Linked DNA regions of Homo sapiens: region 2 is linked to region 1. A link is a contact called in ENCODE Hi-C or POLR2A ChIA-PET data. All regions are on one chromosome and are shown on one strand. The core of a region is the stretch at or near the end of the contact, and the rest is flanking DNA. Distances in the headings are between cores, read along the strand shown. Region 1 holds the start of PRP4K (pre-mRNA processing factor kinase PRP4K). Region 2 holds the start of RREB1 (ras responsive element binding protein 1).

The links. Hi-C counts contacts between places; a loop is a spot of excess contacts on that map. ChIA-PET counts read pairs that join two places held with the same protein, here RNA polymerase II (POLR2A). Pooled maps may share reads with other maps.
Region 2: a loop to region 1 is called in a pooled map, with 4 times the contacts of the local background. The contact joins the promoter of RREB1 here to the promoter of PRP4K in region 1. A Hi-C loop is called at or near these places in 1 of 168 maps with a recorded cell type or tissue (ovary) and 2 of 50 pooled maps. POLR2A ChIA-PET finds 5 or more read pairs at or near these places in 1 of 52 experiments (T-cell).

The regions. Positions count from the first base shown.
Region 1 is chr6:4,018,656-4,024,960 of GRCh38, reverse strand. PRP4K (pre-mRNA processing factor kinase PRP4K) reads right to left here and starts at 3,661. Exons shown (of 15, transcript NM_003913.5): 1 at 3,495-3,661. The coding sequence starts at 3,535. LOC124901245 (a long non-coding RNA gene) reads left to right here and starts at 3,794. Exons shown (of 2, transcript XR_007059415.1): 1 at 3,794-6,141. RefSeq lists enhancers at 2,419-2,478, 3,521-3,830.
Region 2 is chr6:7,104,195-7,110,528 of GRCh38, reverse strand. RREB1 (ras responsive element binding protein 1) reads right to left here and starts at 2,568. Exons shown (of 13, transcript NM_001003699.4): 1 at 2,469-2,568. RefSeq lists silencers at 1,200-1,289, 1,310-1,799, 2,590-2,809, 2,870-3,349 and an enhancer at 3,700-3,759.

The sequences.
Region 1 (6,305 bases), core at 2,412-4,911:
GAGGCACCCAGCACAATGAATGAAAATCGTGGAACGCCTTTAAAATAACATAGTCACGGTCAGGTGCAGTGGCTTATGACTGTAATCCCAACACTTTTGGGAGGCTGAGACTGGCGGATCACCTGAGGTCAGGAGTTTGAGACCAGCCTGGCCAATATGGTGAAATCCCGTCTCTACTAAAAATACAAAAATTAGCACGGCATGGTGGTGCGTGCCTGTAATCCCAGCTACTCGGGAGACAGAGACAGGAGAATCACTTGAACCTGGGACGCAGAGGTTGCAGTGAGCCAAGATTGCGCTACTGCACTCCAGCCTGGGCAACAGAGACTCGGTCTCAAAAAAATAAAATAGTCACCAATCACCAACCACCAGTGTTATTTTAACTTCTTCTTTCACATTTTTTTCCAAACAATAGTCTTAGTGAATTTATTTGGTAGGCATTCAAAATATACAGAGACACAGAGAACTGACTGATTTAAATTTGTGTATGAATAAAGCCGTTTTTAAGCTAGACAATTCTTTAAATTTTTTTTTAGTGGCGAGCAAAGTGAACGCCACTGCTATTTACCAGGAAAGTAATTAAGCCTATTTCTCTGACAAGTTAAAATGTATATATCTTTTAAGAAACTGGGTCTCACTATGTTGCCTGGGCTAGATTCAAACTCCTAGGCTCAAATGATCCTCCTGCCTCAGACTCCCTAGTACCTGCAGCACTTGAGCCCAGTAGTTCAAGAACAGCCTGGGCAACATGGGAAGACTCTGCCTCTACAAAAATACTTAAAAATTAGCTAGGCATGGCTCGGCACGGTAGCTCACGCCTGTAATCCCAGAACTTTGGGAGTCTGAGGTGGGCGGATCACGAGGTCAGGAGATCGGGACCATCCTGGCCAACAAGGTGAAACCCCATCTCTACTAAAAATACAAAAATTAGCTGGGCGTGGTGGTACGTGCCTGTAATCCCAGCTACTCGGGAGGCTGAGGCAGGAGAACTGCTTGAACCAGGGAGTCCAAGGTTTCAGTGAGCCAAGATCGCACCACTGCAATCTAGCCTGGAGAGAAAGTGAAACTCCGTCTCAAAAAAAAAAAAATTAGCTGGGCATGGTGTCATATGCCTGTGGTCCCAGCTACTCCGGAGGCTGGAGTAGGAGGATCACTTGAGGCTGAGGCTACAATGAGCCATGATAATGTTACTGTACTCCAGTCTGGGTGACAAGAGCTCGTGTTTCAAAAATAAATAAAATGAACAAAAAGAATTAATGTAGCTATAAAAATCAGAATGGGTCCAAAAGACCAACTAGTCTTAAAACATTCCCTCTGGTCTCTGCTTTGCCAAATCAGGTTTGAGAAATTAGTTCTCAATAAATTAGACATGTCACATCAAAAAATGTATCTTTCTGGGACAGTGGAAAAAAACAAAAATAATTTCATACTTGACAAGCAATTTAAAAAGAAGCCACATTGTATAGTGGGAGGCCAGACAGTACAATAGTTAGCAGCAGGGCTTTAGAACCAGACTGCCTGAGTTTAAATGGGTGTGCCACTGAGTGTGACCTTGAGCAAGTTACTTAATTTCTCTGTGTTTCAGTTTCATCATCTCTAAAATAAGGAAAATAAACGTATCTACCTCCATAGGGTTGTTAAAAGAATTAAAGCCTTCAGGGAGCTTAAAAGCTGCTTCTTATATTTATTCTTTCTAAATTTTCTGTTTTGAATAGATTCTATATAACTGTAAACTACTCAGTGTTCTCTAAAGAACTGTTGTAGACACTATATTCAGGGACTCACTATGAGCACCAGGCATAGTTTGCTTTCATACCAAATGGTTATCTTCTTTGTTAAATACTTTCAAACTACTGAAAGTGAGACATATACAGACCAAATATTCCATTTACACCAAGTGCTCTGTGGGGAAGGGAAGGGAAATTAAAGATTATCTCTGTTACTCATACAGCAGAGGCCTAAATATGTATTTTTGAAATTATTAAGTCTAATATTATTTGAATACAGTATGTGAATAAACTATGGCTGACCCACTCCTGGAAATGAATCTGAAACATCCCTAAAATCAAATAAATGGACATAATATTACAGAACTTTTCAGATTAGTAGAAAATGTAACCACATAGCATGAGATCTGCACGGTACTGGCATAAACACTGTAATTGTGCCACACAATGAACTTGGTGAGAAACAGTAAGAGGTTAAAGCTAATTTAAAACTTCAGAATCCATTTGTTCTCTGCTAAGTCAAATTGTAAAAATAATACAGCAGTTTTGAAAAGCCCTTAATTAAAAATTCCGTTTCTCTGCCTAGCTGAGTAATGCAGATGATTGAGGAGCCCAAAACTGGATGCACAGCAATTAAGTGTCAGGTTGTCTGGTGGCAAAGATTTCTTCTATCGCTCAGTCACAAGTTGCTGGGAGACTATACCTCTTTCTAAGATGGCTGGAAACAGATCAGACAGTGCAGATGCAAAAAAAAACAAAAAACAAAACAAAAAAAAAAAACGGTCGCTATAGGAACATTGCCGTAAAATCCATTCTCTCTGTTAAGGTTCTTGTTTGAGTTTTCCTAACATAGACATGAACAGCAAAATACTGCTTTAAGTTAACCAATGGTTAACCTTTGCAGCATACACTCGTATTTTTTTTTTTTTCATTTTTCATTTGGCCGCATGGATTCTTAATGTTAGCTTAATTATAGACATAAAGTGGTTTGGCAGTAGCTAGCAATTCCCACTACTCCTTCCACTCGTCCTCCTAAAGAAGGGTTATAAACTCAGGCAAAAAAAAAAAAAAAAAAAAAATGCCAGGCCTCAAAACCAAAGACTCTATCTTACTTTGCCTCAAGTTTGCAAGTTGGTAAAAAAGCTGCCGGTAGGCACTCAAAACAAAACAAAACAATACTGGGTGACTGCTGGACTAAAGAGTACAAGGTGACGAGATCAAGTATCCCGCTAGCCACAGACTAGCTCTGGGATGGCCAGAGAGTGTGACCCCAGCACCTCCGCTCTCTGCTTTCAGGTCCTAAACTGACACCAGTAAAAGGACGACTGGGGGTACCGCATGAGGAAGAAAAGACTTAGGGCTTGGCCCGCCTGCTGCCACTGACCCTCGTGTCCCCAACACAGATGCCGCTAAGAGCTGCGGCCAGGGAGCTCAGATGGGTCCCCAAAAGAGGCATAGGAAAGCGCGACCTCACTGCCGCGGCAGCCGCCACGCGCACCGGACCTGTAGAGGCCGCTCGCGCCTACGCCTCCCGGGGCAACGACGCGCGGCAGGCCGCGGCCGCCTTCACCCCAGCAGCCACGGCCTCTGGGAGAAGGAAGCTCGAAGGCCGCCTGCTCCCCATGCCTCCCACCCCACAACGAATCGCGCCGGAAAAAGCAAAGTTTGACTCTCGCCGTTAGGCCCGAACTTTCCCGCCACCCCGTGCAGCTCCCACTCGGCAGTCCCCGGGCTCCAGCTTCTGGCCCACTCACAGAGACTACTTACTCTGGCTGCTCCCGTAGCGACTGGGTCTCCGCGGCGGCCATCTTGAACTTCCTGACTCCTCGGCGGCGGTGGCGGCGGCTCCCGGACGGTGGAGGGTAGGGGAAGTGGAGGAAGAAGGAAAAGAGCTGCCGCGCATGTGCCGACCGTGTAGGGAAGAGCTGGGTTCTGAGTCCGCGCTAAGAATCCGGATATAAAACCCCACGTCCCGGGACTAGCGCAGGGCGTAGTGTCGCAGCTTCCGGGAGCATGGTGGGCGGTGCTGCTAAGGATTGAGGTCGAGTGTCAAGCTTGAGCTCTTCAGTCAATGCTAGAAATGGACGTTTAGTTATTGAATCCCGCTAACGAGGGGAGCCAACAAGAGAGGGATGTCGGCATCGGGTGTGCGGTTCCAAGAACTGATTGGCTGTGGAGATTAGAAGTTAGGTGAAAATTCTCTTAAACTCGGGCAAACGAATTGATGATTTTTCCCCTGGTCGGTGTTAGAGACACAGTAAATGCTTAACCATCTCGCTAGACAGCTCAACTGAAGTGGCATTAACTTCCCGGGAAAGTGTGTAGAAAGGCATTTTTAAATACTGTAAACTCGAACGTAAATATCTTTTAATGTGGAACTGTTACTACATTTAACACTGAACATCTTTTCAACTTTTACATAGTTCAAGGGTGACACGATTCAGTTCGTTATTTCCGTAATTGGAACGTGTAATGTTTTTTGGCCCAAGTTGCGTTATGTGATTTTGTTTTCTTCTATAACGACTCTACAGTAATGGGGTAGAATGGAATATTGTGGGGAAAACATTTACTGGCTCTTGGAGAACTCTCAAAACCAATTAGGTTCTTTAATTCCTCTTTAAAAAAATATTTCTCGCCTGGCGCTGTGGCTCACCCCTGTAATCCCAGCACCTTGGGAGGCCGAGGCGGGCGGATCACCTGAGGCCAGGATTTGGAGACCAGCCTGGCCAACATGGTGAAACCCCGTCTCTATTAAAAATACAAAAAATTAGCTGGGCGTGGTGGCGCTCGCCTATAATCCCAGCTACTCCGGAGGCTGAGGCAGGAGAATCGCTTGAACCCGAGAGGCGGAGTTTGCACTGAGATCACGCCACTGCACTCCAGCCTGGGCGACAGAGCAAGATTCCATCTCAAAAAAAAAAAAAAAATTATCCATACTTTGGAACCTGGAAGCAGCGTGACGATCACTTTCATTCTTGTAATCATCTGAGTTTGCCTTTGTCCTAGAAAATTGAGTTCGGAATCTCCAGACTCCATACATATCTCTTGATTTCCAGGGGAGAAGGGTTTTAAATGTTCTTACAAAATGTCTCTTGTTGCCTGAATTCCAAACGTTTTGAAATGTTAGGGCCGGGCGCGGTGGCTCACGCCTGCAATCCTCTAGCACTTTGGGAGGCCGAGGCGGGCGGATTGCCTGAACTCAAGAGTTCGAGTCCAGCCTGGCCAACATAGCGAAACTCCGTCTCTGCTAAAAATACAAAAAATTAGCCGGCGTGGTGGCGCCTGTAGTCTCAGCTACTCGGGAGGCTGAGGCAAGAGAATCGCTTGAACCCGGGAGGCCGAGATCGCGCCATTGCACTCCAGCCTGGGCAACAAAAGCAAAAACGCCGTCTCAAATAAATAAATGAAATAAACTTAGTAAACTATTTTTAAATAATGTTAAAATTAACGGTGTACGTAGTAGAACTGTGAGAGATCTCATCTTGGAAATAGAGTGATATACTTGAAGGCAAGAGATTGGGTCAGGTACTATTAACACGTTTTACACATGAACAAACCGACACTAAGAGGTAAGGTAATTTGCTTATGATTGAGTTCCCAAGTACAAAGCTGATTTTTGAACTAAAATCTGACTCGAAAATCTGCTCTTTTCTTATCAGGCTGCTTCCTACAAAAATATAACCTCGCTTAGCATCTGCTTGTTAAGCATCCACCCTCACAGCTCTTTGGCATTCAAATGTTTGTTGAGTAGGGGTAATAGAGCACTACGTTCGAATCAGAAAATGCCTTATTTTTCCTTGCTTGCAAGAGCCTATTATAAATAAATGCCTTGTTTTCGCTGTGTCTCTTTCTTGTTGTCGAGAGCTCAGGCTGGTCTTAATTTCTGCAACCATAGTATTATCTCCCAGGTCTCCTTCTGCCCTGTGTATTTTGCAGTTATGCTTTATGTGGAGATGAAGCATCCTAAGTGTGGAGAACGATATATGGGGCCCGAACAATAGGTGCTGAAGCCAGATTGTGTGACTAAAGTTGGTATTTGAACAAACCAAGTGTTTATTTTTTTAAAGAGCATGGTAAAAACTAAGTTTCAAAAATCGATGCTGGCAAAAATTTCCTTGAAAAAATTCTCACCAAGTTCACTTGCACGGTACTACCTGGGGAATGAAACACATTTGTCAAGGACACGCCCAAAACTATGTTGCTGTTGTAATTTTCAAAGACTGGGAACTGCGGCAGGGGGAGTTACAATTAAAGCAAACATCGGCGTATCAGTTTATTCATTCAGCAAACGTTTATGAAGCAACAAACGTATGCCCAATATTTCAGTCTTGCTGCTCTTCCTCCCCAAATTCAGGAACCTTTGCAACGGAAAGCGGCCTCGGGCAGGCGCCTTTTGAGCAGAGGAGTAAAACCGGTAAGTCAGCAGTGGAACCCGCCTCCCCGGAAATCCTTGGAGGGGGCGGGGCCCTGGGGAGCGCGCTCTTCCCAGCGGCAGCTGGGGAGGCGCATGCGTACTTGCGTCATCGTTGGGTAGCAGCGGGGAGGCGTGGGAGGATCTGAGGCCTGCGGTGGGCCTTG
Region 2 (6,334 bases), core at 1,319-3,818, 3.1 Mb before region 1:
GGCTCCCTCCAAAGGGCGGAGGTAAACACATACACACACACACACACACCACCCCTAAAATTAGTGATTCTGTCTTTGTATAAATTACTTGTAGAGTAGCTCGAACCCATTCCTTCAGAAGTTCTGTGGACTCTTGAAGATAGCACAAAACTCAACGTTTGTTTTTCAAAGAGGTTTTAGCCAACACTTTGGCCTCTATCTAACTCAGACTTCCGGGTTGAAATATGTCTTAGAAACTATACCTGCCTACTTGAAAAAGCACCAAATCTAGAGGATGATTTTCATGGGTGTGAAAAAACAAAACTAAACCACATTCTTTTCTTGGCAGTTCTCTTTTCCCCACCTTCCACTTCAATTAAACTTATTTCAGAATCAACTCGCACACATGCAGGGTCCACTACATATATAAAGGGGAAAAAAAATATCAAAAATAATGGAGATGCACTAGCAACTCTGCCTTTGCAGAAATCATTTCTTCTTAAGACAGAAATTCCTCGCTATTTCCAGCAACACCATTCAACAGGCAAACTTTATTTCCACTGGCTTTTAAAGAGCTAAGCTTAAATCTAAACTCTAAGAGGGTTCAATTTTCTACTAATGAAAACCCCCGGACAGGTTTTTCAACATACCAAAACGTTATATTTTTTTATTCACCCTTTTGTCTCTCTCCACATCCACCACCATCACAAGCAGCAGCAGCAGGAGCATCCTCAAACGAAGAAAACCCCTCCAAAGTGCCCCGAATGTGTGCTGCTGCTGGCTCTGAAGCCGTGTAGAATTTCGTAATGGAATGTGAACTGCTCGTCCGGATCTGGGCTCACGTTCTATCTCCTAACCAGTAAGGAGCGAGGGAGGGCAAATCTGCTGAGCAAGGAGAAATACTTTCCTCCTCTTTTATAACCCATCACGGATGCACGGCGGCCGAGGGGCGCGAGCTGCACGCGGCGCCTGTCAAGCGGCCCGGGCCCGCACCCCGTGGGGTCCCCGCGTCCCCCAGCTCCCCGCCCCGCCCGGAGAGAAAGGTGGCCTCGCCCATCGGTGGGCTCGGCCGACGCGCCCCGCACTCACGCGCGGCCGCGGAGCAGGTCACATCCTCGACGCGCCCTTGGCCCGGTCCAGAAAACACGCCGCTTCCCAGGGAGGGGGTCGGCGACGGGAAGGACCTCCCCTGCTCCTTAGCAACCATTAAGGTCGCAGTTTCCTAAGAGACCGCGAGCGGGGAGGGGGCGCGGGGGGCCCGGCCCAAGGCTTGTGCGGGAAGTTGGGGGCGGGGGGGGCAGCAACAGGCCCCCTCCCCCCACCCAGCTAGACGCCGGGGGCCGGGATGGGAGGAGGAAGGGAAGCCCCAGAACTCGTGAAAAACTGGTCCAGCGGGCGGCGGACAAAAGTTTCCGAGCGCGCTCCACAGCTGGGCGGCGGAGCGGGCCCCGGCGGCCGGCCCCGCCTCGGATGCTCCCGGCCTCCTTCCTGTGCTCGTGACGGCGCCGAGCCCCCCACCCCCCCCGCCCGCGAGGCAGGCTAGCTCCACACCGAGGGCTCCCACGAAAACACTCACCCCGCCAACGGAAGGGCGAGGGAACAATACGTGCCCGCACGGCTAGGGCCCGGTCCCCTCCTCCCCAGGCCCCCCGGGGCGGTGGTCGGCGTGACCACGACCGCCAGCCGGGAACCCGCGAGGGCGCGGGGCTGCCCGCGGCCCCCTCCCGGCCGGCGCCGTCCGCCCGGGAGGTTCAAAGTCCGCAGAGCAGGGCGCGGCGGATGCTCCCACCGAGCAGCCCCGAGCAGGCACCCCCGCGCGAGCACCCCGGGCAGGCACCCCCGGATACCTTAGGGCGGCGGCGGGAGGGCGGGCGCCGTCATCTCCGCGCTTCCCGGCCCGAGAAGGACTCGAAAGTATGTAGGAGAAAAGTTTCCCCTCCCACATGGGGGGGAGGATGTCGAGGGAGAGAGGGCGGAAGATGGAGAGCAGCGCTGGGAAGATGTTTCTGGCCGGCGGTGCGCGCACCATCCGAGTCCCGGCGGTGCTGGTTAAAAATAAACTCGGCGGCGCGGGTCGGGCCGGATTCCTGCGCTCGGACGGCTAATATGGATGCGCATCAGGTCCTGCTGGCGGGGCGCTGCGGCGGCTCGCGCTGGGAGCTGGTTGGCAGAGCCGGCGGCTCGGGAAAGGGAAAAGAGCGGAGGAAGGGGAGGAGGAGGAGGAGGAGGAGGAATGGCCCGGCGCGCAGCCCGAGGGGAGAGGGCTGCCCCGCTCATCCCTGGCCGCCCCGCCGGCCCGAGCGCACGCTGCGCGGAGTGGGGCGTGCGGGTCCCCGGCTCCGGGACACACCGAGTTTCAAAAGTACAACGCGCTCTGCAGACTTCACCCTCCCCATCCCCAAAGTTCTTTAAAAGGTCGCTCCGGCTGTGCCCCAGACTTCTCGCTGCCGCCGGCGTACCGCGAGTCGGAATCCGGGGCACGTACTTACGGCCGGGCAGGACGCTTGGCTCCCTGGCATGATGCGTTGGGGACCGGTGGGCTTCAGGGAGAGACCGAGGAGAGATGCAAACTTGTTCCGGAAAAGGAATCAAAATGGCGTTTCTGGATGTGCAAAGTTCATCAACTCCGCAGTCACTTCCCCTCCTCCTCTTCTCCCACAGGGAGGGAGGTGGGCGAGGAGCTGGCGACCCCGGCGCCCCAGCCGTCGTCCCGGCCCCCGTCTCGGCCCCCCGCCCAGCTTCCTCGCCCGCACGCTCGGAGTCTCGCTCTCCCCCTCTCACCCTGATAAGTAGACACATCACGTGTTGCTCCTGCGAGTCTCCTGGGGACGTGTTACTGAGCGGCCGCGGCGGCGGCGGCGGCGGCGGCGGCGGCGCTCGGACTGGGGGGGGTGAGGGGGAGGACCGCCGCCCCCGCCCCGACTTTAGCAGGGTGACCGCAGTTGCCATCCCGGGATGGATGGAGGTGGAGTCCCCTCCCCACCCCCCACCGCAGCCCCAGGTTTGCCCTACGCCCTCCCAAGGCGCCCCGGGCCATGGGAGGGCCGGGCTGCCCGAGGGGAAGGGTCCGGGAGGCCGCGACTGGCTGCGATCCCAATCGTCCCGTTGCTCGCGGGCCACCTTATTCGGCCACCGCGCCCCCTCCCCTGCAGCCCCTCGCCGCGGGCGACTCCCCGCCCCCGGCTTTCCATCACTTCACTCCGCAGTTTCACTATTTTAACGGAGGCGGGGGAGACACGGTGATGCCTCGGAATTGCGAGAGGGGCACCTCAGAGGCGCTGGAGTTGGGGGGATGGGGGGCGTAGGGCTCGGGGCCCTGGCCTGACGCCGCCCCTCTGGGTCTCCGAGGCATCTGCGAGGGGGAGCCCCGCCCGCGCCGTTTCCTTTCCACGCGGTCCTCGCTCTGCATCCAGGTGGGGCGAGTGGATGATGGGGCAGGAGATTAAGGAGCAGGCGCTTCACCCCGCCCCTAGCTTCGAGCCGTTTCTCTCCCGGGGCCATCCTTCTTACTCGGGCTGCCGCCCTGAGTGTGCTCGCCGTCTAACAAACTCAACTCCGACCCGACTTTGGTCCCCCTCCCTTACCCACACCCCACAAAGGATGCTTCAGCGGGGAACTGCCGTGGCCGCCAGGGGCTGAGGACGGTTCCTGCCGCCACTGTGTCCCCACCCCGCGATGGAATGGCTGATGCTGTGTCATCCACGTCGCCCTCCAAGGCTTCAGAGAAGCCACACGCAGTATCTCTTTCTCTCAGAGGGCTCCTGTTTCAACTCTGAAAAGCAGGGGCCCTTCTCCGAGCCGCTCTCCATCTCTCCAGCTCCTGCCACCACGCTTCGCACTGGCTGCCTTGCCCCAAGTTATCACGGAGCCCAGAGAAACCAGGCCTGGGCTGTGCTTCCTCCATAAAGCAGCTGACATGTTTCCAACTGTTAATACTTCTCCTACCGAGGTTCTGAAAGGGGTCTGTTCTCAGCCTTTGGAAACATCTTCAGAAAGATAAGGATGATTGTGGTTGTTGAAAATAAACACGCCCCCCCCCCCCCGCCCCCGTAGTTCTAAAGAAGAATGTCCAAAGAATACTACAGTAGAATTAAGCGTTTGAGTCTGGTTAGGCAAGATGATGTTATGCAGGCAGAAAGCTGGCTACTTTCTATTTACTATGACCTTTGACCCTGGCTCCACCACACCAGCTCCTCTGAGAAGGCTTGAACACCATGGAGAGTTGTAAGCCCAACTGTGGGCCTTTAATTTGAGCCCTTCCATTGACCTCTAGTTTTCAGGGCTGCAGACAGAAGTGTCTGTCTCGGGATGGGTCCTGGCCAGAATAGAACTCTTTAGAACCAAGGAAAAGCAGCTGGACCCTTAGGTCTGATATGAGATAAGTAGGCTAAACCACTGCCCAAGAAGGAGCTGATTCAGCTGGCTGTTTCTCTGACTTTCAGTCATCAAAATTAAGTTTTCGGAACCTGTTATGTTTCCCAGGGTCTACTGTTTACTGAAGAAAACTCCATCCAGAGAAATTTTAGCGGTTGCATTTTTCTGAGCCTCCCCCAACCCCGCCGCCCCCAAATGTATTATCAAATGCTTTTTTGAAGACAGGCCAGTCGTGGAGGAGATGGGCAGGTCTCTAGACAGGAATAATAGTTCACATTGCCATCATAGAATAGGTGTCTTGTGTTTCTAAGTTGTAATGTGTTCCAATGAGGGCAGAGGAAGGGCCCTGTGGGGAATGCTACTTTATTTACTCACTTTGTCTCTGATTCAGGAGCTAGCCTTTCCTGGTCTCCCCATTCAGGGATAAGTTTTGAATAGGAAAAATATCAAAATTGGAATTTTATGCATAATTTAGCAAATCTCCAATGCTATATGAATTTTCATGACAAATTGCCACCTGTATAATGCCATCTAGAAAATACTGGCAACAAAAAAGATTGAAAACAGTTTTACTACAACTTTTTTTAATTTTTTTTTTTTTTTGGAGACAGAGCATCACTCTGTTGCCCGGGCTGGAGTTCAGTGGTGGGATCACAACTCACTGCAGCTTTGAATTCCTGGTCTCAAGTGATCCTCCACCTTTAGCCTCCCAAGTAGGTGGGACTACAGTGCATGTCACCACATCTAGTTAATTTTAAAAGTTTTAGTAGAGAGGAGGTCTTGCTATGTTGCCCAGGCTGGTCTCAGGCTCTAGGGCTCAAGTGATTCTCCCACCTTGGCCTCCCAAATTGCTGGGATTACAGGTGTAAGCCATTGTGCCCAGCCTATTACATGTTATATTTTCAAAATTGGAGTATCATGATGCTGGGCCCTGTGTTTCTCATTTCTAGCTAATTAATAAACTTGGCAGTCAAACCAGCTGTTCAGGAGTCATGCTATCTAAACCATGATGAGATGCCACTTCACACCCACTAGGATGTTTATAATAAAAAAACAGACAATAAGTGTTGAAGAGAGTATGGAGAAATTGAAACCTTCATACATTGCTGGTGAGAATGTACAATGATGCAGCCACTTTGAAAAATAGCTTGGCAGTTCCTCGAAATGTTAAACACAGAGTTGCCATATGACCCAGCAATTCCGCTCTTAGGTACATAAACAAGAAATGAAAACATATGTCCACATAAAAACTTGTACTCAAATATTCATAGCAGCACTATTCACAATAGCCAAAAAGTGGAAACAACTCAAATATTCATCAGTTGGTGGATGGATAAACAAAATGTGATACAGCCATACATAGACTGTTATTCAGCCATCAAAAGGAATGAAGTACTGATGCACGATACAACATGGATGAATCTTGAAAACATTATGCTAAATGAAAGAAGTCAGACCCAACAGGACAAATAATGGATGATTCCGTTTATATGAAATGTCCAGAATAGGCAAATTGATAGAGATGGAAAGTAGATTAATGGTTGCCTAGAACTGAGGACTAGGGAGAAGTAGGGATTGACTGCTAATGTGTGGGGTTTCTTTTTGGGATGCTAAAAATGTAGTAGGCCAGACTACCCCTCTCCCCACCTCCTCCCTCCTCCCTCCTCTTTCCACCTCTCCCCTTCCCCCTCCCTGTCTCCCACTCTCTCACTCCCTCTCACTCTGCCATATAAGAAGTATCTTGCTTCCCATTCACAAAACAACAGCAACAACAGTGTAGACCAGGCAAGGTGGCTCCTGCCTGTAATCCCAGCACTTTGGGAAGTCAAGGCAGAGGATCGCTTGAGGCCAGGGATTTGAGACCAGCCTGGCCAACGTGGTGAAACCCTGTCTCTACTAAAAATACAAAAAATTAGCCGGGCATGGTGGCGGGTGCCTGTAATCCCAGCTACTTGGGAGCCTGAGGCAGAAGAATCGCTTG